Linked DNA regions of Homo sapiens: all the other regions are linked to region 1. The links are chromatin loops, found by intact Hi-C in ENCODE. Cell type or tissue: PC-3. All regions are shown on one strand. Each heading gives the region's core, and the rest is flanking DNA. Links, peaks and the distances in the headings are about the cores only.

Evidence for each region. A loop is a pair of places that touch in the nucleus more often than their neighbours do. Peaks named below come from ENCODE experiments on the same cell type or tissue, not always from the same donor. Only the 100,000 strongest peaks of a DNase experiment are listed, where the experiment ranks them.
Region 2: a loop joins it to region 1, with 4 times the contacts of the local background. A loop is called at or near these places in 2 of 110 quality-filtered maps.
Region 3: a loop joins it to region 1, with 5 times the contacts of the local background. A loop is called at or near these places in 4 of 110 quality-filtered maps.

The regions. Positions count from the first base shown.
Region 1 is chr3:102,170,867-102,178,254 of GRCh38, forward strand. No RefSeq gene overlaps it. Among named protein-coding and RNA genes, the nearest start is that of RDUR, 230 kb to the left of the region's middle. In PC-3, for the core only: no CTCF peak of the experiment used is centred there; a DNase peak (open chromatin) is centred at 3,635; H3K4me3 peaks cover 291 bases; H3K27ac peaks cover 4,266 bases.
Region 2 is chr3:101,867,018-101,874,405 of GRCh38, forward strand. No RefSeq gene overlaps it. Among named protein-coding and RNA genes, the nearest start is that of NFKBIZ, 21 kb to the left of the region's middle. In PC-3, for the core only: no CTCF peak of the experiment used is centred there; a DNase peak (open chromatin) is centred at 3,284; H3K27ac peaks cover 2,188 bases.
Region 3 is chr3:101,810,614-101,818,001 of GRCh38, forward strand. It overlaps NXPE3 (neurexophilin and PC-esterase domain family member 3), which reads left to right. Exons shown (of 8, transcript NM_145037.4): 7 at 6,182-6,388. Among named protein-coding and RNA genes, the nearest start is that of NXPE3, 35 kb to the left of the region's middle. In PC-3, for the core only: CTCF peaks have their summits at 3,303 (motif pointing right) and 3,503; no DNase peak of the experiment used is centred there; H3K27ac peaks cover 2,684 bases.

The DNA of each region.
Region 1 (7,388 bases), core at 1,232-6,231:
ATTCACTTGTCTACCACCTGGATTTATAATATGTAAATATTTTGCCATTTTTTTCATTTTATTTTTGAAAATAAAATCTTATAGAATTGAAGTCTCATTTGTATTATTTTTCATAGCTCATTCTGTCTGCTTCCCCACGGACAACCAATATTTTAAGATTGGTGAAGAGCCTCCCTGCTCATGTTTCTGTACACTTACTGTCCATATGTATCTTTATATAAAATACATTTACAGAAATTATTTTATGCTATATTATTTTGCAACATTTTAATATTTTCCAGATCTTTTTATATTGTAGATCTAATTTATTCATTCAAACTACCAGATTATGATTTTAAAGCTCTTAGTAGTTTTCTCTGTTGCTCTAAGGGTAGAGCCATAATTTATCTTTGGGTCAAGATTGTATTTTTCTTTTGGGCAAAACTCTAATGTCCCCTTCCAGTTATCCATAGGTAAATCCAAAATGCCATTCTATATTGCAAAAGTTAGGAATAAAGAAAAATTCAACTGTTCTATTATAGGAACTCTTGACTCTTGTGGGCAGAGTGGCATCCCTACACATTTTATGATTTCATGTTGATTAAGTAGGGGGAGCAATGAAAGGTAATGGTCCCTTTAGGATGCTTCTGTCTATGGGAAGTAACGTGTTGGCAGTAAGCATCAACATTAAGGAGGATGGAGATCAGTTGAGAGACTTCCAGTGAAGAGATATGACCAATTGTCTTTAGGAGGAGAAATAATTAATTCCATTTTAAGCTTTCTGTCTCTGACTCCCCATTTCCCTTTATAATGCCCCAGTCTTCAGTAAAGTATTACTGGACACTGTGGCCTGGACTTTGGAGAGCTGCAGCAGCAGAGATCTGTGGAGCAGCTGCCTGAATTGACAATGGATATCCAACAACCTACACAGAGTTGTGGAACATGTACATGCAATCATTGAAAACCTTAAAAACACCTGGAGAAGGAGCCCTAAAAAGACTGGATATGAATGTTGTGCAAGTAGAATGGGAGATTTTGATTATTGTATTTGGGGAGTAATGGGAAGAACATTGTAGACTTGTAACATACTTAATAAAAGGACAGAAAAATTGATTCACCCCAAAAGTACAAAACAACCATCTCCAAAATTATTCTCATCATTTAATTTCATTTGACAACTTCAGAATGCTTGACGCAATGCTTCAGTTACAGCAGGCATTTCTACAGTGGAATTTTCTGTACAATTATGAAATTAACAATGCTTCCCTCCCTTAATGAGTTCAAGTTCTGGGTAGAGGAAACACATCCATACTCAATAGACATTCATGGCCAACTGAAGATCCCAAATTGTCTTAAAATATATAGTTCAGTGGGAAGAAAGAAATGCTTAATTTCCAAGTATCCTTTAAATTGGAAAATAACATTTTTTTTTTTACTTAAATGAACTATAAGCACTTTGTTCTGAATTCTACAGGAATTGTTTTCTACTAATTAATCTTTAATGTATATGTTTAGTGCCTGTGTTCACATTTTTCAGGATGCTTCTGAGAGTCCTAGAGCCCTGTGAATTTATTACTAAGAAATAACCAAAACAGCCCTCAAAATAGTGGTTTTTATTTTTATTTTAAATCAAATAAAGTGCTCTTTATTAAATGATTTTTAGAATCATTAGTCTCCTTTTTCTTCAAATGTCCATGGTATTCATGTTAATTGAACCAGGTCACTCTTTCTCAATGTTTCTAAAAATTTTCCTCTTAGAGATGAGATGCATGTTTTTCTCAAATGATAGTATGATTTATACTTACAATTACTCACAGAAAATCTGGCTATAGACTCCATTGCCAGATTGTTTATTAATGAGTAGATTTTGAGAAAAGATATTTTATTACCATTTTTATGTCTTAGGGACCTCATCATTGAAGCTAAACTTCTAATCTTCCTTACAACATAAAGATAATTTTACTTATTGGAAGCTTATGTAACCTAAAATTTAGATTTTGACAACTGTCTTGCAGTTTATAAATATTATAATAAAGAAATCTATACCAGGATGGTTTAAACTCTTTAACTTATAAACAATAACTGTGAGAATTCTTGGTATGCTCTAGATGACATTCCAGTTGTTCTTTTATGTTTGTAGATGTAAGTCAAGGATCCCTAAGTTATTCTAAAGTCATGCCCATTGTTCTTTGAGTCTTGGCTTCTGATAATGTCTTGATTTGCTTGAAGTACAGTTGGTTTGTTTATTAACCTCCTTATTGTTAAGATGATTCAATTAAAAATGTCCCAGTCATTTGACAACTTAATCAAATAACTTCAGACAGAGATAACATTATTATGAAAATAACTCAGGGTAATTAAATGTAGAGGGACTGAGTAGCCCCTTCAGATAAAGTCATCGTGGGAGATCTCTGAATAGAGGACATTTCAGCTGGGATCTAAACGTCAAGCATGAGGTGGTCTCTCAAAGAAAAAATGGAAAGAAAAGCATTCCAGGAGGAAGGAAGCAGAAATATAAAGGCCATCAGGTAGGAATAAGCTTTGTTTGCTTGAGGAATGACAAGGAGGCCAGTGAGATGACTAAGGTGGGAGAAGTCGCCAATGCTATATGAAAAGTGGACACGGCCAGATTACACTCAGCCTTGCAAGCTGCGAGGATTATATTATATTATATTATATTATATTATATTATATTATATTATATTATATTATAATTTTAGAGACGGAGTCTCACTCTGTCGCCCAGGCTGGAGTGCAGCGGCGTGATCTCGGCTCACTGCAACCTCCACCTTCCAGGTTCAAGTGATTCTCCTGCCTCAGTCTCCCAAGTAGCTGGGACTACAGGTGCCTGCCACGATGCCCAGCTAATTTTTGTATCTTTAGTAGAGATGGGATTTCACCATGTTGGCAAGGATGGCCTCGATCTCTTGACCTCGTGATTCGCCCACCTCAGCCTCCCAAAGTGCTAGGATTACAATGTGAGCCACTGCGCCTGGCTGGAGTTCTGATTTTATAAGCATGGAATCACATGTCCAAGATATGGTCGAGTGAAAAAACCATGCTTCAAACAGTCTGAATAGAAAGATCCCCTTAATATAAAATTGTATATTCATTTCCATATGTGTCTGTAGGCACGGAGATACATTGGGGCATATGTTCAGAGAAATGCTAACATTGGAAACATCTGAGGGCTGAACTTCAGGTGACAATTATGTTCCTTTTGTATTTTTCTGTACTGTTTGAATTGTTTACCAAAACAACAAAGCCATATCAAATATGCATACATAAAAAATGAGCCACGGTCCTCTTTGACTAAGATTTAATGTTAAGACAATATTGACATTATTGTGGCTTCCAGACTCACACAAGATAGAAAAAAAATGGATTTATAAAGAAAAGTTTGTTGGATTTTATTAATAAATGTAACAGTAAAATAACCTATGCTTTTTGGGGGAGTTTTCAATGATTATGGAAGATACAAAAAGCACCAAAAAACCTAGAGTGCACAGAACATGAACAATCAAGAAAATTCCCTTATTATGTACCAAAATAGAATTCCCCACATATGATTGGTATTTCCCTCAACTTCTGGAAAGCAAAAAATGAATGGGAGGACATTAAGCTGACAGAAGGCAGAAGGTGGAAAAAGGGTAAATAGTATTCACGTTACACATTAATTCAATTACTCATTCCTTTGACAGAGATTTTAAAATAATCTAAATAAACAAGGGTTGCGTGCAAGAAGTCTATTTGAATTAGATTCTCATGGATGTAAAAACAAAACACGACCACAAAGGGAAGCAGGCAGGGCTGAAAGACAGCACAGAGGCTACTAGCTTCATAACAGAATAGTCAGACTTAGGGTTTCCATATTCTACCAAAAAATAAATGAGAAATCTTCTTTTTGCATCTACTTCTCCCATCAAAACCTTTCCATTGCTTTGTTTTATGTCACCTTGTTTTTACTTGTATATATTCACCTTTTGTTACATCCTCATATTTCTGTGGTATCTATGGAGTCCTGTTTCAGAGGATTCACTTGAACCAGCTTTGATTTGCATGTAACTACCTATTGCCATAGTTCCATGGAAAACCACTAGGAGAGTGTTATTATTCCAAAGCTGGATTACTTCCATAAATAATCTAATGAGAGCTTCATTTTTTTCTGCCTATGAAAGCCAGTTGAGTTCCATTCCATTTATGGAAAAAAGGCTTTTCTATTTCTATTCAATTAAGCAAATGGCTGTCTTTTGGCAAGGAAAGAAGAAAAGCATTAATCATTTCCAGTTCACCATATCAGGATGTTTACTCACAAAAGACAAAGATTCAATTATATCTTTCTTATTATGACCTCCAGGTATTTTTCTCAATGTGACAGTTCTATAACTCTTCAGAAGAGGTTATTTATGGATATATCCTACTTAGAAGAATAGAATGTGGGCAATAGCATAAGAACACTTTGGCATCACTTCAGATAACCTGATGCCTGCATTGGTCCATCATGACTGGAGGCATTCGTTTGTAATAATAAATAAAGTCTGATGGTAGTCCTTGAGGATGCCAGTTGCTTTTTACCCTTTCCCCAGTCACCATCCCTCTAAATGTAGTAGACTGTTGCTAGGATTGGATCTTATCTCTGGCCATATTGAAATCTACCCCCCAACTCTTCAAACTTAGCTCTCTTCTTCTATCATGTAGGATTGCACCTGACCTTTTGCCCACCTGGGTTTCATGGGCTTAGACTTCACTATTAATTCTTGCCCGAGTAGCTGCTGGAGTTGGCTTGGCAACCATTGCCAACTGAGTTCCCTCTTAGGCTCTGTCTCAGCAACAGTGTAAGTAGAACTGAGGCTGGTACCTAGACTATGGTGGGCTGATTCGTAGAGGCTGGTTTGGACTGAATGGAGAAGAGGTAAAACTGTGAGAAAGAGAGTGAAAAACATGAAAATCCATGAGTCAATATGTGAGTATGAAGAAGACAAAAGCCCATGTTTGTGAAGAGCTACACTGCTCACCAGTGACTTTCCACAAATACCTGTCCACCTCAGCATTGAGATGAGATAGAATTTTCTCATCCAATGCTGCAGGTGTTAGCTGAGTATGCCTTTTTCTTAGCCAGCTCTGACTACTAGTTAAAAATACTAAAAGGGGCTGTGTTATTTGAAATTATTGTTTAGCATTTCTATTTGCAGAGCCTATTTTAAGGAGGTTAAATCACTTTTTAATTTAACTAGTTAGGCTCCTATTGGATAGTGATGAGGTACCTTGACTACATTCTGGAACTAGGCATAATCTTCAGTAAACTGATATTAATGTATTTTCTTACTTTTAAATTCTTTTCATAAAAAGTTTCTTTATTTAAACACAAACAATGTAACAAAGCTTTTTTAAAAGAAAATATTTAAAGTAATATATATACTTTTAAATATAAAATTGTATACCTTTGTCATTAATTCATAACTTCTGGTAAACACAGCTTAATTTAACCTTGGCTTTATTCTTAGATTTTGATTGAATGCTTCTTTTATCTTACCCCGGATCATTTCATAAAGTTGTTACATAGACTTCTGGGCTTATGCAAGTTATTTTAAAAGCCATTGTAGTCGCTCAGAACTGGCATCACACATTAACTTCCAAATAAGGGATTTTTTTTGATCTGTCTTCTTTCATAAGTTTCTGTTGAAATCTTTCCTTTATATAACAGAAGAACTGAAAAAGGGAGAAAAACATGAAGGTCATTTTATGCTGATAGCACAAAAACTGGGTTTTTATCTAATCATGTGGAAGTGCTTTTCTCTCTGGTGTTAAATAAATGAGAAATATAAAATTTCCATTGATTTATAATTGAAAGCTGGTAGCTATATATTATTCAAAATTCAAAATATACTACAAGTCGTTGCTTTTTTAAAATATTGTTCTTGAAAATGTATTCTCAAGTTGATGGTGTGAATTCAAACAACGCATATGTAAAAATAGAAAAAGAAACAAAAATGCCTAGACTTCCCATTTGGTGGTTAGAACATATCCTTGACCTCTACCACAAATGGGTGTGTCTATCCATACATCACTGGGCCGTTTCAAAGAGTTTCCAGATTAGTTGGGAAGCTTTGTCACTGAATGTAATAAATAAAGCTCATATTTAGAGTTTAGAGTTTTTCTCTTTGCAAATAGCAAAAAAAAAAAAAAAAAAATTAAAAAAATAAAAATAAAAATATAAATAAAAAAATAAATTAAAAAGAAAAAAAAACACCAAACGAACAACCAAACAACGACCCCCCCCCCTCTTTTTTTTATTCACAGGACGACAAAATCCTCATGTAAGAATCTCAGGAACATAAACATAAAGCTCTGCTCATAGGGGCATAGCCAGTTGTTCCTATTGCCCTTTTACTGAAGTGCTGTCATTGTCTGGGGTAAATACCTGAGGTTTATTGCCTCACGCCAAGGAAATCAAAGACGCAGGCACACGAAGTGAGGTTAAGAGTGGAAGATTAACAGGCGAAAGAAAGAATAGCTCTCTCTGCTGCAGAGAGAGGGGTCCCAGAGAAATGGGTTGCCAGTTCTGTGGTGGAATGCAATGGGTTTTATAGATGAGCTTGAGGAGGCGGTGTCTGTTTTACATAGGGCATAAAAAAATTGGCCAGACCAGGTGTGCTATTTGCATAAGGTGCAAAACACTGGTTAGTACAAGGTGTGCCATTTGTAAAGCATGTGATAAAACTGGCCGCCCCACCCTAACCTTTTATCATGCTGATGGGTTCTTTACCTGGCGGGTGCCATGTTGCCTGGTTCTTTACTGTACATGTGGTGACAGAGAAAATGGAAGATGGCACCTCCATGTTGAACATACGTGGCTTCCAGTTAGCCCTTTTCTATTGGCATGGCTGCCAGCATTTACCCATGCCAGCTTTCAGCTTGCTTATCTATGTCTGCAGCTCAATTTTTCAGGCTGCTCTTTGTTAGAAAAGAAATGATTTTGGGGCTGCTTTTTGTTAAAAGGGAAGCCTTGCCCAGGACTCCTTTACCCTCACTATCTGCCTAAATAATTTCTTTCTATCGGCCGGGTGTGGTGGCTCACGCCTGTAATCCCAGCACTTTGGGAGGCCAAGGCTGGCAGATCACGAGGTCAAGAGATCGAGACAATCCCGGCCAACATGGTAAAACCCCATCTCTACTAAAAATACAAAAATTAGCTGGATGTGGTGGCATGCAACTGTAGTCCCAGCTACTCGGGAGGCTGAGGCAGGAGAATCGCTTGAACCTGGGAGGCAGAGGTTGCAGTGAGCCAAGATCGTGCCACTGCACTCCAGCTTGGCGACAGAGAGAGACTCTGTCTCAAAAAAATAAAAATAAAAAAAATTCTATCTTCTGTGTCAGTTCCTTGTGTTGAATACCTAGCATACTGTATC
Region 2 (7,388 bases), core at 738-5,737, 300 kb before region 1:
TCATTTAAAGTGCAGGATTTATAGACAGCTGACAAGTTTTTCTTTTATGACATTATTCTATTTCCCTATCTATATAAATCAATCAGTTTTGTTTCTTCCCTCAGCTAAAGTTATATCAAATTTGTTATCAAGGTCAAAATGTCTATTAATCAGTTAATAGGGTAGCTAAAAAAAGTCTGTTAATTTTTTTTTTTTCTATTTTCTCCGCCACCACCCACATCTAGGTTTTCAAGGCTTTATTCTTGGATTACCACAATAGACAGGAACCTGACTTTTTATTACGGAAACATTCAAACACACATACAAGTAGGCAGAATAGTATATTGAACACATACATCTATCATGAAACTTCATCAATTATAAACATTTTGCCATTTTTGTTTCCTCTTGCCCCCATATTTTGTTCTAGAATAAGTTAAAGCCCACTCCAAGCATTATAGATTGTCAGTAAGAGTCGCTAACAGATAAGTAACTTGTGTCCCCAGTAAATAGCTTTCTAATTATTCTTCCTCCAATCTTCCTGCTTTTCTTACCAATCCCAAAATTTCCACTACTTGGCATACTGTTAAAGAAACAGAGAAAGTTTTTCAAAGGCTCAATGCTGCCTGTTGAATCAGATGCAAACTCTTGTCCTGGTTTACAAAGCTATGTTGACCTTAGCTTGACCCTGCCTGTCTAATCTCATCTCATTTTTCCCCAGTGGGCTATCAGGTGGGTCTCTTCACTGTATCAGCTGATGCTCTGTTTATTCCTGTCTCTTGTCAAGTCCTCACCTCCCCAAATTCTGTGCATCCTAGAAAGCCCTGCTTGGGTGCCACTTTCTCTATTAAGCTTTTTCCAGCTCTTACTGACTGCTCCTTTCCCTGACCTCCTGGGATTAAAACACAATTCCTCTAACTTTCATATCTGGTATTTTCTGTCATATTCCAGACTTAATTATTGCAATCAGGAAAGTGAGCTCTGAATCTGAATTTTCTCTTCCTTGCTTCCTTTTTTCCTTTCTTCCAACCCTTCTCTCTCCTCTCTCCTTCCTTCCTTCCTTCTCTTTCTTTCCTTTCTTTCTGCTCCCCTGTCCCCCTCCCCCTCCCCTTCTTCCCTCCCTCTCCCCTCCCCTCTCTTTGTCACACTCTATCATCCAGGCTGGAGTGCAGTGCATGATCATAGCTCACTGCAGCTTTGACCTCCCGGGGTCAAGTGATTCTCCCTCCTCAGCCTCCTGAGTAGCTGGGACTACAGGTGCACACTACCATGCCCGGCTAATTTATTCTTGTTGTAAAGATGGGGGTCTCACTATATTGCCCAGGCCAGACTCCTGGCCTCAACCAATGCTCCCTTTTCAGCCTCCCAAAGTGCTGAGATTACAGGTGTGTGCCACTGCAGCATTTACTTTTTAAATACAACTTTAAAATGTCTGGGTGAGTGGTATTTTTGAGGACACGAAGAAGGTGAGTGGTGCTGGATAGAATCTAGCATTGGAATCGTAGGCAGAATTCTAAGATGGTCCTAGGGCTATCTTTGCCTCAGATGTTACTCCTGTGATTCTGTTAGGTTACATTGCAAAAGTGATTTTGCAAAGGTAAATAAAGTAATTATTAACCAGCTGACCTTAAGATAGGGAAACTACTCATCTAATCACACGGGCCCTTTAAAAGCGGAGTGTTTTCTTTGGCTGGAGGCAGAAGAGGAAATCTTAGAGATTCCAAGCCTGAGAAGGACTCAACCCACAATTACTGGCTTTGAGGATGGAGCAAGGGGGCAATGAGCCAAGGAATACAGGTATTTTGTAAATATCCAAACAGAAAATGGAATCTCAGGCCTACATCCACAGGGAATTGACTTCTGCCAACAACCTGATTAAGCTTAGAAGCAGATTCTTGCTCAGAGCCTCCAGATAAGAGCCCAGCCCTGCTGACACCTTGAGTTTGGCGTTGTGTTACTTCATGCAGAGTCAAGCCAACCCCGCCCAGACTCTGACCTGCTGAACTGTGAGATAACACATGGGTGGTGTTCTGAGCTGCTAAATTTAGGGGTAATTTGTTACACAGCAATAGAAAGTTAATACAATATATAACACAGGGTTTGAGCTTATAGTGCAATTTTATGCATTTCCTGCTATTTTAATTAAGGCTCCAAATCAGCAAGAGAGGTTTTCCAATAAATGGGGGCACTGGTCTTAGGATGTGTGGTCATTACACAGGCTAGCAGTGTCTTTAGTTTATGATATCTCACTTTTGTCCAGCACTTCCCCATTCCAGATGGGAAAATTTCTTTTTTTCTTTTTCTTTTTTTTTTTTTTTTTGAGACGGCGTCTCGCCCTGTCACTCAGGCTGGAGTGCAGTGACATGATCGCGGCTCACTGCAACCTCCACATCCTGGGTTCAAGCAATTCTTCTGCCTCAGCCTCCCTAGTAGCCGGAACCACACGTGCATGCCACCATGCCCGGCTAATTTTTGTAGTTTTTAGTAGAGATGGTGTTTCATCAAGTTGGCCAGGCTGATCTTGAACTCCTGACCTCGTGATCCACCTGCCTTGGCCTCCCAAAGTGCTGGGATTACAGGCATGAGCCACCGTGCCCGGCCTGGAAAATTTCAAGGAAAGGAAAGTGTAGCTTCCCTATTGCCAGTGTTTTCAAAAGAATCTATAAAAGGGTCCTGGAGCAGGAGAAGGTGATTAGGACAGCATATCTGACCAGTAGTAGCATCAGCTTACTGTGTTGCCAGACTCTAGCCATTTACCTCTACTGTGAGAGGGGGGCATATTTTGTAGGGCAGCGGTCTCCAACCTTTTTGGCCCAGGGACCAGTTTCATGGAAGACAGTTTTTCCATGGATGGGCTGTGGGTGGGTGGATGATTTCAGGATGAAACTGTTCCACCTCAGATCATCAGGCATTAGATTCACATAAGGAGGACACAACCTAGATTCCTTGCATGCACAGTTCACAATAGGGTTCACGGTTCTGTGAGAATCTAATGCCAGAGGCTGATCTGACAGGAGGCAGAGGTCAGGCGGTAATGCTGGCTCGCCCATCGCTGGTACCGGTTCATGGCGCTGGAGTTGGGGAACCCTGCTGTAGGGAAAGAACCCCTTAGCTCTGCAGCAGCCACGATTTCAGATGGTACAACTTGTTTAAAATAAATAGACACACTCACTTCAGAGACTGGTCAAGAAATAGTTGCCGAGAGCTCTTGGAACCAAGATGAGAACTTACATTACAGTTTCTTCTGCAGCCTAGGATCACAGATGACGGGCAGGGGCTTTATTAGTTTAACCGGCATCTATTTCTCCAGTCGTGCACACAGAAATGAATGAATGATTAGACATTCATTTGGGGTGCCTTTGTGTGATTCATAAATAACTTGTTCCTTATAAAATTTATTGCTGAATGACTCATTAAAGAATTATGATGAAGATAATAAGGCTCCTAATTTAAAGGGTTATGCAAGTGTTCTTTTAAAAATCAACTTTGCGAGGTGTAATTAATGCATAAATTTTAAGTGTACAGTTTAACAAATGTATACACCTATGTAACCACCACCCAGTCAAGATACAGAACATTTTTGACATCCCAGAAATTTCCTTCATGCCCCTTTGCAGTCAATCTCTCCTTCCACACAGCTATTGATCTGATTTCTATTATATTATTGTAGATTAGTTTTTGCCTCTTCAAAAACGTCGTATAAATAGAATCATACAGTCTGTACTATTTTCTTATTTTCTGGGTTTCTTTCACTCAGCATGATTTTTTTTTTTTTTTTTTTTTTTGAGACGGAGTCTCGCTCTGTCGCCCAGGCTGGAGTTCAGTGGCGCGATCTCGGCTCACAGCAAGCTCCGCGTCCCGGGTTCACGCCATTTTTCTGCCTCAGCCTCCCGAGTAGCTGGGACTGCAGGCGCCGGCCACCATGCCTGCCTAATTTTTTTTTTTTTTTGTATTTTTAGTAGAGACGGGTTTCACCCTGTTAGCTAGGATGGTCTCTATCTCCTGACCTCGTGATCCACCTGCCTTGGCCTCCCAAAGTGCTGGGATTACAGGCATGAGCTACCGCGCCCGGCCTCTGCATGATATTTTTGAGATTAATCCACATTGGTGCATTGATCACTAAAGTATATTTCTATTGCTGAGTAGAATTCCATTGCACTAATAACACAATTTGTTAACCATTCACATATTAGTGGGCATTTCGATTGTTTCCAGTTTGGGACTATTATTGAATAAAGTTGATATGAACAGTATTTGTGTGGACATATGTTCTCATTTAATTTTAAATTCTTAGGAGTGAAGTACCTGGTTCATATAAGTGTATGTTTAGCCTTAAAAGAAATGGCCAAACTCTGTTTTAAAGTGGTTGTGTCATTTTTCTCTTCTAATAGCAATGCGGGAGAGATTTCTCAATCTTCCCTCAAACTTGGTATTGCCAGTCTTTTTAATAGTAGCCCTTCTAATGCATGTGTAGTATTATCTTATAGATTTAATTTCCGGGGTGACTAATGACGTTGAGCATCTCTTCTTGTGCTTACTTACCATTCATATATCTTGTTAGTGAAGCATCTGTTCAAGCTTTTGTCTGTTAAAATAATTAGCCCCTTATTGAGTTGTAACAGTTTTTTAAAATATATATTCTAGATATAAATGTATTTCAGATATATGTATTATAAGAATTTCTCCCAGTCAGTGGCTTGCCTTTTTATCACTTCTTAAAAAATTATTTTGCCCCATTTTCATTTTCTTCTTCTGGGTCTCTAATTATACTTATTTATACCATTGTCTATTGTCCTGAAGGTCTCTGAGGATCTGTTTATTTTTCTTGAATCTATTTTCTCTCCATCCATTAGCCTGAATATTTTCTATTGGCCTGTTTTCCTGTGTTCAACTTCACTGCCTTTCTTCTACCATCTCTGATCTACTGTGATTTCTTTTTGTCATTGAACTTTTCAGTTTCAGTATTTCTATACAGCTCTTTTTTATAGATTTCATTTCTGTGCTGAGATTTTCTATCTTTTCACTCATTAAACCAGTACTTTGATTCTTTGAACATATATCATTTAATTCTTTGAGCCACATTTATAGGTGCTGCTTTTGAAGTCCTTCCTTATGTCTCAGGCCTGTAATCCCAGCACTTTGGGAGGCTGAGGCAGGCAGATCACCTGAGGTCAGGAGTTCAAGACCAGCCTGAGCAACATAGAGAAACCCTGTCTCTACTAAAAATACAAAATTAGCCTGGCGTGGTGGCAAATGCCTGTAATCCCAGCTACTCGGGAAGCTGAGGCAGGAGAATCACTTGAACCTGGGAGGCGGAGGTTGTGGTGAGCCAAGATTGCGCCATTGTACTCCAGCCTAGGCAATAAGAGCGAAACTTGGTCTCAAAAAAAAAAAAAAATAAAATAAATAAAATAAAATAAAAAAATCAAAGTCCTTTCTTGTCTTCTAAACCCAAGATCTCAGTAATGTTGAGACTGGTATTTTCTCTTTGACTGTGGGTCATGTGGATCATGTTTGCCTGGTTTTTGTTTAATTTCTACCAATTTTTAAATTGTATGCTGGACATTGTTGGTAATACATTGTGTAGACTTTAGGCTCTGGATTTTGTTTTCTTCTTTTGAGAAGTGTTACCCTGTCTTCTATTAGGCAGTTTCATTACCTGCAAATTACCTTGCATTTCTGTAGGCTAGTTTTCGTGCTTTGCTAGGGTACATCTCCGGAAAACTCAATATATTTCCCAAGTTCTTCTATCTTGGCACATTTCGACCTCCAATTCTGCAGATATTTTAAAGGCTTGGTTTTGGCCGGGCACAGTGGCTCATGCCTGTAATCCTAGCACTTTGGGAGGCTGAGGTGGGCGGATCACCTGAGGTCCATGACCAGCCTGGCCAACATGGTGAAATCCTGTCTCTACTAAAAATACAAAAATTAGCCAGGTGTGGTGGTGGGCGCCTGTAATCCCAGCTACTTGGCAGGCTGAGGCAGGATAATTGCCTGAACCTGGGTGGCAGGGGTTGTAGTGAGCCGAGATACCACCATTGCACTCCAGCCTGGGCAAAAGAGTGAGACTCCATCACATAAAAAAAAAAAAAAAAAAAAAAAAAAGACTTGTTTTTTAATTTTGTTAGTGTGGGCCTGGAGTGGACCTTACTCTAAAGCATGGTTCTAATCTCTTCTGGTATCTCAGATGCTTGGTGTGTTAATAAATTAATAATAAGATCTTGTCACTTTGGATTGGCCAAAACTTCAATGTTCTTCAGCACTGTTTAATGTCTACAATTGCTGTTCTGTACTTGTCTCTGCACTAACACTTCTCTATACTTACTATAAGACCCGGGTAGTCTTGACATGGGCACGTGCACCTTAGCCCTGAGTCAAGAATTCATAGAGAATCTTCCATACAACTTCTGGGACCCACCTTCTCACCACCCCCAAAACACCTTTCGTTTTGGTGCCTTGCTCTACAGATTCTTCTGAACTCTTATCTCTGCCTTGTCAGCTCAGCAGAACTACTGTGCTCAGATTGGATTCTAGCTTGCTATGCTGTGGTTGGAAAATTGTACCCTTGCAGAGATCCAGGATAATCATGGGCCTCACCTAATGAATTTCTCCTCTCTCAGAGATCACAGTGTTTAATTTCCTGTTGTCCAATGCTGAAAAACAATTGCCTCATATATTATTTTCCATTTCATTGTTTATGGGTGGAGAGCTAGTCCTATACCAGTTGTTTCATCATAGTTGGAAGTGAAAGTTTGCAAGATGTGTTCTTAAAGATTAAATTATGTAAACAGAAACGGATTTACCAAAGAGGGGGCCCAAAGATTCTGTTTGGGCTGAAAAAGCATTTATAATAGTCATGAGTCCCATCCTATGACTCAGACACTGACTCCATTCATAGGAAGTTAGTATAGTGGAGTAGAGTGTAGTTTCTCTGCGTTATTTCTAAAAATTGAGTCTAACAGCCATCTCCCCTCTCTAGGAAACAAAAAGAAGGTTTCTAAAAATAATAGTAGTAATAATAACTTACTATTATTATATACTTAATGTTCTAGGTTCTGTCTCTAAGGCTTTATATTTATTAACCAATTCTTTATAATAAATCAATTACCAATTAACTACTAGTTAGTACCTGAACATGATTAATTACTAATTAAAAATTCTATTTACAGACCAGCCTGGGCAACGTAGCGAGATCCTGTTTTTACAAAAAATAAGCACATTAACCAGGCATGGTTGTGCATGCCTGTAGTCCCAGCTACTTGGAAGGCTGAGGTGGGATGATTGCTTGAGCCCAAAAGTTTGAGGCTGCAATGAACTATGATTGTGCCACTGTGCCCCAGCCTGGGTGACAGAGTGAAACCCTGTCTCTAAAAAAGAAAAGAAATGTTATATAGCATAAAGGATTCTAG
Region 3 (7,388 bases), core at 1,004-6,003, 360 kb before region 1:
GAAATTCAAAGTGTAAGAAGGATTCCATGTGAGGGAGATTCTTTGTTGTTGGTTTTAAAGATGAAGGGGGCCACATGGCTAGGAATATAGGCAACTTCTAGTAGCTGGAGAGCATCTCCTGGCTGATAACCATCAAGGAAATGGGAAACTCAGTCTTACAACCACAAGTAACTGAATTCTGGCAGCAACTTGAATGAACTTTTTTTGTTGTTTTTTTTTGTTTGTTTGTTTTTGAGACAGAGTCTTGCTCTGTTGCCCAGGCTGGAGTGCAGTGGTGCGATCCTGGCTCACTGCAAACCTCTGCCTCCTGTGTTCAAGCGATTCTCGTGCCTCAGCCTCCCAAGTACCTGGGATTACAGCCACACCTGGCTAATTTTTCTGTTTTTAGTAGAGACGGGGTTTTCACTGTGTTGGCCAGGCTGGTCTCGAACTCCTGAGCTCAAGCGATCTACCCACCTTGCCCTCCCAAAGTGCTGGGATTACATGCGTGAGCCACGCGCCCGGCCTTGAATGACCTTTTTGAAGGCTTTTCTCCAGAGAACACAGCCCTGATAATAGCCTGATTCAACTTGTGAGACTCTGAGGAGAGAACAGAGTTATGCGATGTCCCAAACTCCTGACCTGCAGGTCTGTGGGTTAATAAATGTCTCTTGTTTTTAAGCTACTAAGTTTGTGGTGATGTGTTACACAGCAATAGAAAACTAATAAAATAACTACCATCTAGATCAAGTTATTGAACATTTAGAACATATAGGATGTTTCCAGGACCCTAGCATGCGCTTTACTATTCACACTATTACAGTATTGAATTTTCACAATAACCCTTCAAAATAACTAGTAGTTGACCCATTTTATAGATGATGTGACCAAAGTCCAGAGATTTCACTTATTGTGTCATCGTTTTGAGTCCTTCTTTGTTAGACTCTGAGGGTATAGTTAGGGAATAAGATGAAAATTTAAATGATTTCTGAAGTCTCAAGAGTTGGAAATGTGGAGTCAGACTTAGAGTAGGTCCCGTGACTCTTCATCTAGCATTTTCCCTACTGCCCCTTAACCATGTTTAGGAGGTATGGCCAATGATGTCTTGATGCTTTGGTTTGCCTGCAGTAGTTAATTTTTTTTTTTTTTTTTTTTTTTTGAGAAGGTGTCTCGCTCTGTCGCCCAGGCTGGAGTGCAGTAGTGTGATCTCGGCTCATTAAAACTTCTGCCTCCTGGGTTCAAGCAATTCTTCTGCCTCAGCTTCCCAAGTAGCTACCATTGCAGGCACAATGCCACCATGCCTGGCTAATTTTTGTATTTTTAGTAAAGATGTGGTTTTGTATGTTGGCCAGCCTGGTCTGAAACTCCTGACCTCAAGTGATCCGCCTGCCTTGGCTTCCTAAAGTGTTGGGATTACAGGTGTGAGCCACCACTGTACCTGGCCTGCAGTAGTGAAATTTATCAACCTTCTAGTATACAAATGATGAAGTGAATGATAGTGTTTCATGTTATGCAGTAAAAACGAAACTAGTCATTTTGTGGATGAGACCTCATCTGATGTTGATTTCTAGAAAATGGCAGATAAATGTTATAACAAATGGGACAAAGCTATTTTATTTTTAAAAAATTTAATTATCTGGATGCAGATGTCAAAGGGACAAAGCTATTTTAAAGACAACTACTTTCCAATTACTGGAAAGAATAATTTGATACAGAATATCTTTAATTTCGTTAACCGGGAAAATCAAAGGGCCCATGTTCTGCATATAAAACTACTAACTGATAGCATTTGAGGGAAGGAAGCCTCCTCAATATATCAGCAAAATGTATTTCTTTGTAAGTGGTACCACCTCTACCACTACCTGCCTCTACGCTTATTGAGAAACTTTGCCAAGTCACTCTGTGACTTGCTTTCTTCATCTTTAAAAGGTATTTCGACGGCCGGGCGCAGTGGCTCATGCCTGTAATCCCAGGACTTTGGGAGGCCGAGGCGGGTGGGTCATGAGGTCAGGAGATGAGACCATTCTGGCTAACACGGTGAAACCCCATCTCTACTAAAAATGCAAAAAACTAGCCGGGCGTGGTGGCAGGCGCCTGTAGTCCCAGCTACTCAGGAGGCTGAGGCAGGAGAATGGCGTGAACCCGGGAGGCGGAGGTTGCAGTGAGCCGAGATTGCGCCACTGCACTCCAGTCTGGGTGACAGAGTGAGACTCCGTCTCAAAAAAAAAAAAAAAAAAAAAAAAAAAAAAAGATATTTGGACTAGCTACTCTCTAAGGTCCCATTCAACAGTCTATGAATTTATAGAATTTCTATCTATATAGCATTCTTAGCTTACCTCTGTAAACTGCAGAGGTTTTAGGGGACTAAAATATATAGGAAAGAAAATTAAATTTCCAAGGTTTCATAGGGGGAATTCAAGGAGTAAACTCAAACTCAAGCCATTACAATTACTGTGTAGCTGGGCCCTTCTCATATTCCCAGCACTTGACAGAGTGTTCCTAACCAGCTCAATATACACTATCCTCATTCCTCATCCTGCTGAGGGCTGTCCCTCCCTACTGACCTTATCCCAAGCTTCCTATGCTCATGGCAGTCTCTGGTGCAGGGAATTGGTTGATCCCATTTCTTCTGTCTTGTTTTCCCCCTTATAAACTGTGTACTCCCCTTTGTCCTGCCTTTTACTGTTCTTAATTCTGCAGACAATTCCATACCATAAAATTAATGGACAGGTTTGCTGCACATCTCACCCCGCAGCCCTCCCTGCCCCGCCCCACCTCAATTCACGTTGTGTCCTTTTCGTCCAACTCTTTCTGGATGATTTAGGGAAATTTATCTCTCTGCCTTTTTCTCTTTCGTTTTGTTCCATCTTTGGCCCAGACAGCCCTCATTATGGCTAATGGATTACATGGCGTGACACCCTTTGGAGGAAAATGCAAACCATGGGCTTTAAAGAGAAGCCAAGAAATTTTAGAGATGCAGGGACATTACTTTCAAATAATAAAAAATATCCCTTCTGGTTTTGCCCAAATCTTCATATCTGCTTTTACAACCACCTCTGTTTAAACTTCTTCCTTCACCAGCAATTTTCAAGATAACCATAAAGTTGAGTAATAACTCATTTTTATTTTTTGTTTTAATTATTTTTATTCCATGTGAATAGTACATTAGGGGTTATATTATCTATTTAGGAGACTTTCATATCTCAGTTATCTTACATGAACTGCATTGTGAGTTCCAAGAAACACCATTTAAACAGCCACAGACTTCTTAAAAATCATATTAAAATTGTCAGGAAATGTTTTTGTCCCAGTTGACCATAAGGGGGCAACATAGGTATGTGCATTTCATTTAAAAAATATGATTTTTTTCTCATGTAGCATGCAGCATGTTTAAAGAATTAATGTCAGATTTAGTAATTGATTTGCTTTCCTTAGCTCTGGTAGTAAATATAATTAACATTTGAATGGAAATGGTAATTGTTTCCTGTGTGACATATACTTTTCTTTATAACACATATTTGACACAGAATAACCGAGTCTACCGAATTAACAGTGGTAAAAAATTGTAACATCAAAATAACTTTTAATTCTCATTCTAGTAAATGTTTTCTGTGGGCCCTAGGTGTCGTCTCTGGAGCTCTCTAACTATGCAGCCTCGATGTACTGATATAATGAGGGAGCTTTGCACAAGGTGCAGTAACATATTAAAGCTACACTTGATAACATGTTGAGAAATTATTTTTGAACAAGCCTAGGAAATGTTTACCCTACATGCCCCCGACAATTTTTCTTTGATAATCGCATTTGCCAAATAAAGCTTTTAAAATCAGCGTTCAGTTTCCTTTTCTACTTGGGCTCTGAACCTGCAAAGAATTAGCAGATGCCGAAGAAAAAAAGATTAGATATGCACTCTGTGTCAAATAGAACATCATCTTTGGAGGGATAAAAACCAAAATAATTTGGAGTAACACAGATAATGTCAAGTCAAATAAGCTAAAAGTAGTCACAAATAGGGGAGTCACTTAAATTTAAATTTCTGAGTTGTGTAAGCATTTAGAGTCCAAATTGTGGCTTAATAGGTGACTATAGAATGACTGGACTTTGATAAAGGTTGTGTAAGAAAATGATATAACCTGGTGGTTTCTTGAAGATTGTAGGTTTGAATAATTGTTAGAAATGAATAAATATATACCTTCAAGAAAAAAAAAAAGAAATGGTTAACATCTATAAACATCTGTTTTTGAGAAGTGATCTAGCACACAGTGGTTAAGATCATGGGCTTTGGGCTCACTTGCTTGGGCCAGGTGCTGGCTTTGCTCCTTACTAGCTCAGCTCTGGGACCTTGGTCAAGTTGTTTAGCTGTTCTGAAAGGTAGGGATAGTGATAGGACCTACTTCAAAGAGTTACTGTGAGCATATGAGATAATACGTTTGCTCAGAATAGTGTCTGAGGCAGAGTAAACTTGCAAGAAATATTAGCCATCACAGTCTGTTTTGAAGCATGTAACGTGTGGCATTTTCTACAGGAGGTGTTAGGGCAGAAGGATGTTGACTTTCCCTCTGAAAGGTCGTTTTGCTTGTGTTATCAAGTGTAACTAGGTTACAACCAGGAGGTACACATTGGTGATGTATTTTTAGCATTGTTCATTATATATAAAGACTTTCTGAACCTTTTGTATAATGGAGAATAATCCGTTAGATTGTCTGCCATTAGTTTGTTCTCCATATTAAGTGGTGTTTTTTTGGAATTAAAATTAAAATTTGAAGATGGGATTCATGGATTCTAACTTTGCTTTTAATGGGCTGAAAACAGTGAACTAATACTACTCTGTATGTGTAAAGTATTAGTCTAAGTTGTTACTTGCCTCGCAGGCATGTGGGTGAGAAACTGTTCTCTTCTGGGAGAATGCTGGATAAATGCTTATGTCCACACATTTCCTTTGGTTTTGTCTTCCTTTATATTTGGCTTTGATAAAAACATATGTAATCAGGCTGGGCATGGTGGCTCACGCCTGTAATTCTAGCACTTTGGGAGGTCGAGGCGGGCGGATCACTTGAGATCAGAAGTTTGAGATCAGCCTGGCCAACATAGTGAAACCCCATCTGTACTAAAAGTGCAAAAATTGGCCAGGCGTGGTGGCTCACGCCTGTAATCCCAGCACTTTGGGAGGCCGAGGTGGGTGATCACAACGTCAAGAGATTGAGACCATCTTGGCCAACGTGATGAAACCCTATCTCTACTAAAAATACAAAAATTAACTGGGTGTGGTGGTACACGCCTGTACTCCCAGCTACTCGGGAGGCTGAGGCAGGAGAATCGCTTGAACCCAGGAGGCAGAGGTTGCAGTGAGCTGAGATCATGCCACTGCACTCCAGCCTGGCGACAGAGCGAGACTCTGTCTCGGAAAAAAAAAAAGCAAAACTTAGCCAGGCATGGTAATGCGTGCCTGTAATCCCAGTTACTTGGGAGGCTGAGGCAGGAGAATCACTTGAACCCAGGAGGCGGAGGTTGCAGTGAGCCGAGATTGTGCCACTGCACTCCAGCCTGGGCAAAAAGAGTGAGACTCCATCTCAAAAAAAATGTAAGCAGAGGGAATGCTGAAAGTCCCTCCTTTCCTTTCTGTCCACCAATACCTTCATGCCCATTTCAGATCTTCCCATTTTTGTACAAAGGAAAACCTTTTTTTTTTTTAATTTTACTTTTAAGTTCTGGGATACATGTGCAGAATGTGCAGGTTTATTACATAGGTATACATGTAGTTTGCTGCACCTGTCAACCCATCATCTAGGTTTTAAGCCTTGTATTTGTCCTAATGCTCTCCCTCCCCTTCCCCCCAACCCCCCGACAGGCCACGGTGTGTGATGTTCCTCTCCCTGTGTCCATGTGTTCTCATTGTTCAACTCCTACTTATGAGTGAGAACATGTGGTGTTTGGTTTTCTGTTCCTGTGTTAGTTTGCTGAGAATGATGACTTCCAGCTTCATCCATGTCCCTGCAAAGGACATGAACTCATTCTTTTTTATGGCTGTGGAAAACCTTTTTTTAATCAGGAGAAAAGTCTGGGATTTGAGGTCTGACAGCAGGAAATGTTTCCCACATGCTATCAGGCTAACAAATACATGGGCATAATTGTTTCTTGGGACATTTTTCATCTATTGTTGGAGGAGAATATTAAAATATTTGTTTTTCTTTTTTCTTTGCAGAAACTAACAGTCTAGAACTATCTCAAGGCTCAGGAACTTTTCCTTCTGGGTATTATTATAAAGACCAGTGGAGGCCCAGAAAGTTTAAGATGCGTCAGTTTAATGACCCTGACAACATTACAGAGTGCTTACAAAGAAAAGTGGTGCATTTATTTGGTGACTCAACAATCAGGCAATGGTTTGAATACCTTACTACATTTGTTCCAGGTTGGTACTGTGCCTTTTGTTTCGTAACTCTTTCCCACATCAGCTTTGAAATAAGCAGACTCACTCAGGTGCCTGAAGAAAGGTTATCAGGTGAGGAAACATATATTTCTGTGTAGGACTAAAGAGGTACCCAAACCCTGGAGAGATGTGTGACAGTTTCTGATCAATAGCTGTGTTGTGTTGTACTCATGGAAGCACTGGGTTCTCATTGAGGTTTATGTCACTGATGAGCTGTATGACTTTGGACAAGTCATTTACTTTTTAGGGCTTCATTTCTCCATGTGTGAGATGAGACAGCTGGACCATGTCACTTCACAGGTGTCTTTCCCTTCTAATATTCTGGGTTGTAAAATAGAGGTGGGCATTTCCAGTTGTTTCTCCCCTAGTTCTGTCTCATCCAACTCCAAGTTTATAGTAGCTTTGAGTAGAAGGAAGCAGCCAGACCTATGGTAGTCCATATTGCATCCTTGCAGCAAAGCCATCCCTGTGTCATCCATTGGGCCTACCATTGGTGTGACTCTGAGATGGAGTTGGCTCCTCCTGAGGGAGTCTGGGTAAGTTCCAGCATTCTTAGCTTCTTGATTTCTCTGCTTGGCTCTGGGGCTGTTCTCCAGACTCAGAACAAAACCCCAGTGGTTGGAGGCCCACCCCTTCTTCACAAGGGCATTCTTTTCTTTCTGGAAGGGGTATGGATGAGGTAAGGAAGGAGGGATCCTGAAGGAGCAGAAATAAAGACCCTGCTTACAATTTAGAGAGCTGATAGTTTTGTGGGAACTGTTTTTAATGGCCATGTGTGGGCAAGGCTTTTAATAAAGTAAAGCCTGATGGTTTGTTGTGAGTTGTTTGTGATTGTTTTTATCAGCCTTTTTATTTATTATGTCAACTTAGTTTTATTGATTGATTGATTGAGATGAGGTCTCACTCTCTCACCCAGGCTGGAGTGCAATGGTGTGATCATGGCTCACTGCAGCCTCAACCTCCTGGGCTCAAGCGATCCTCC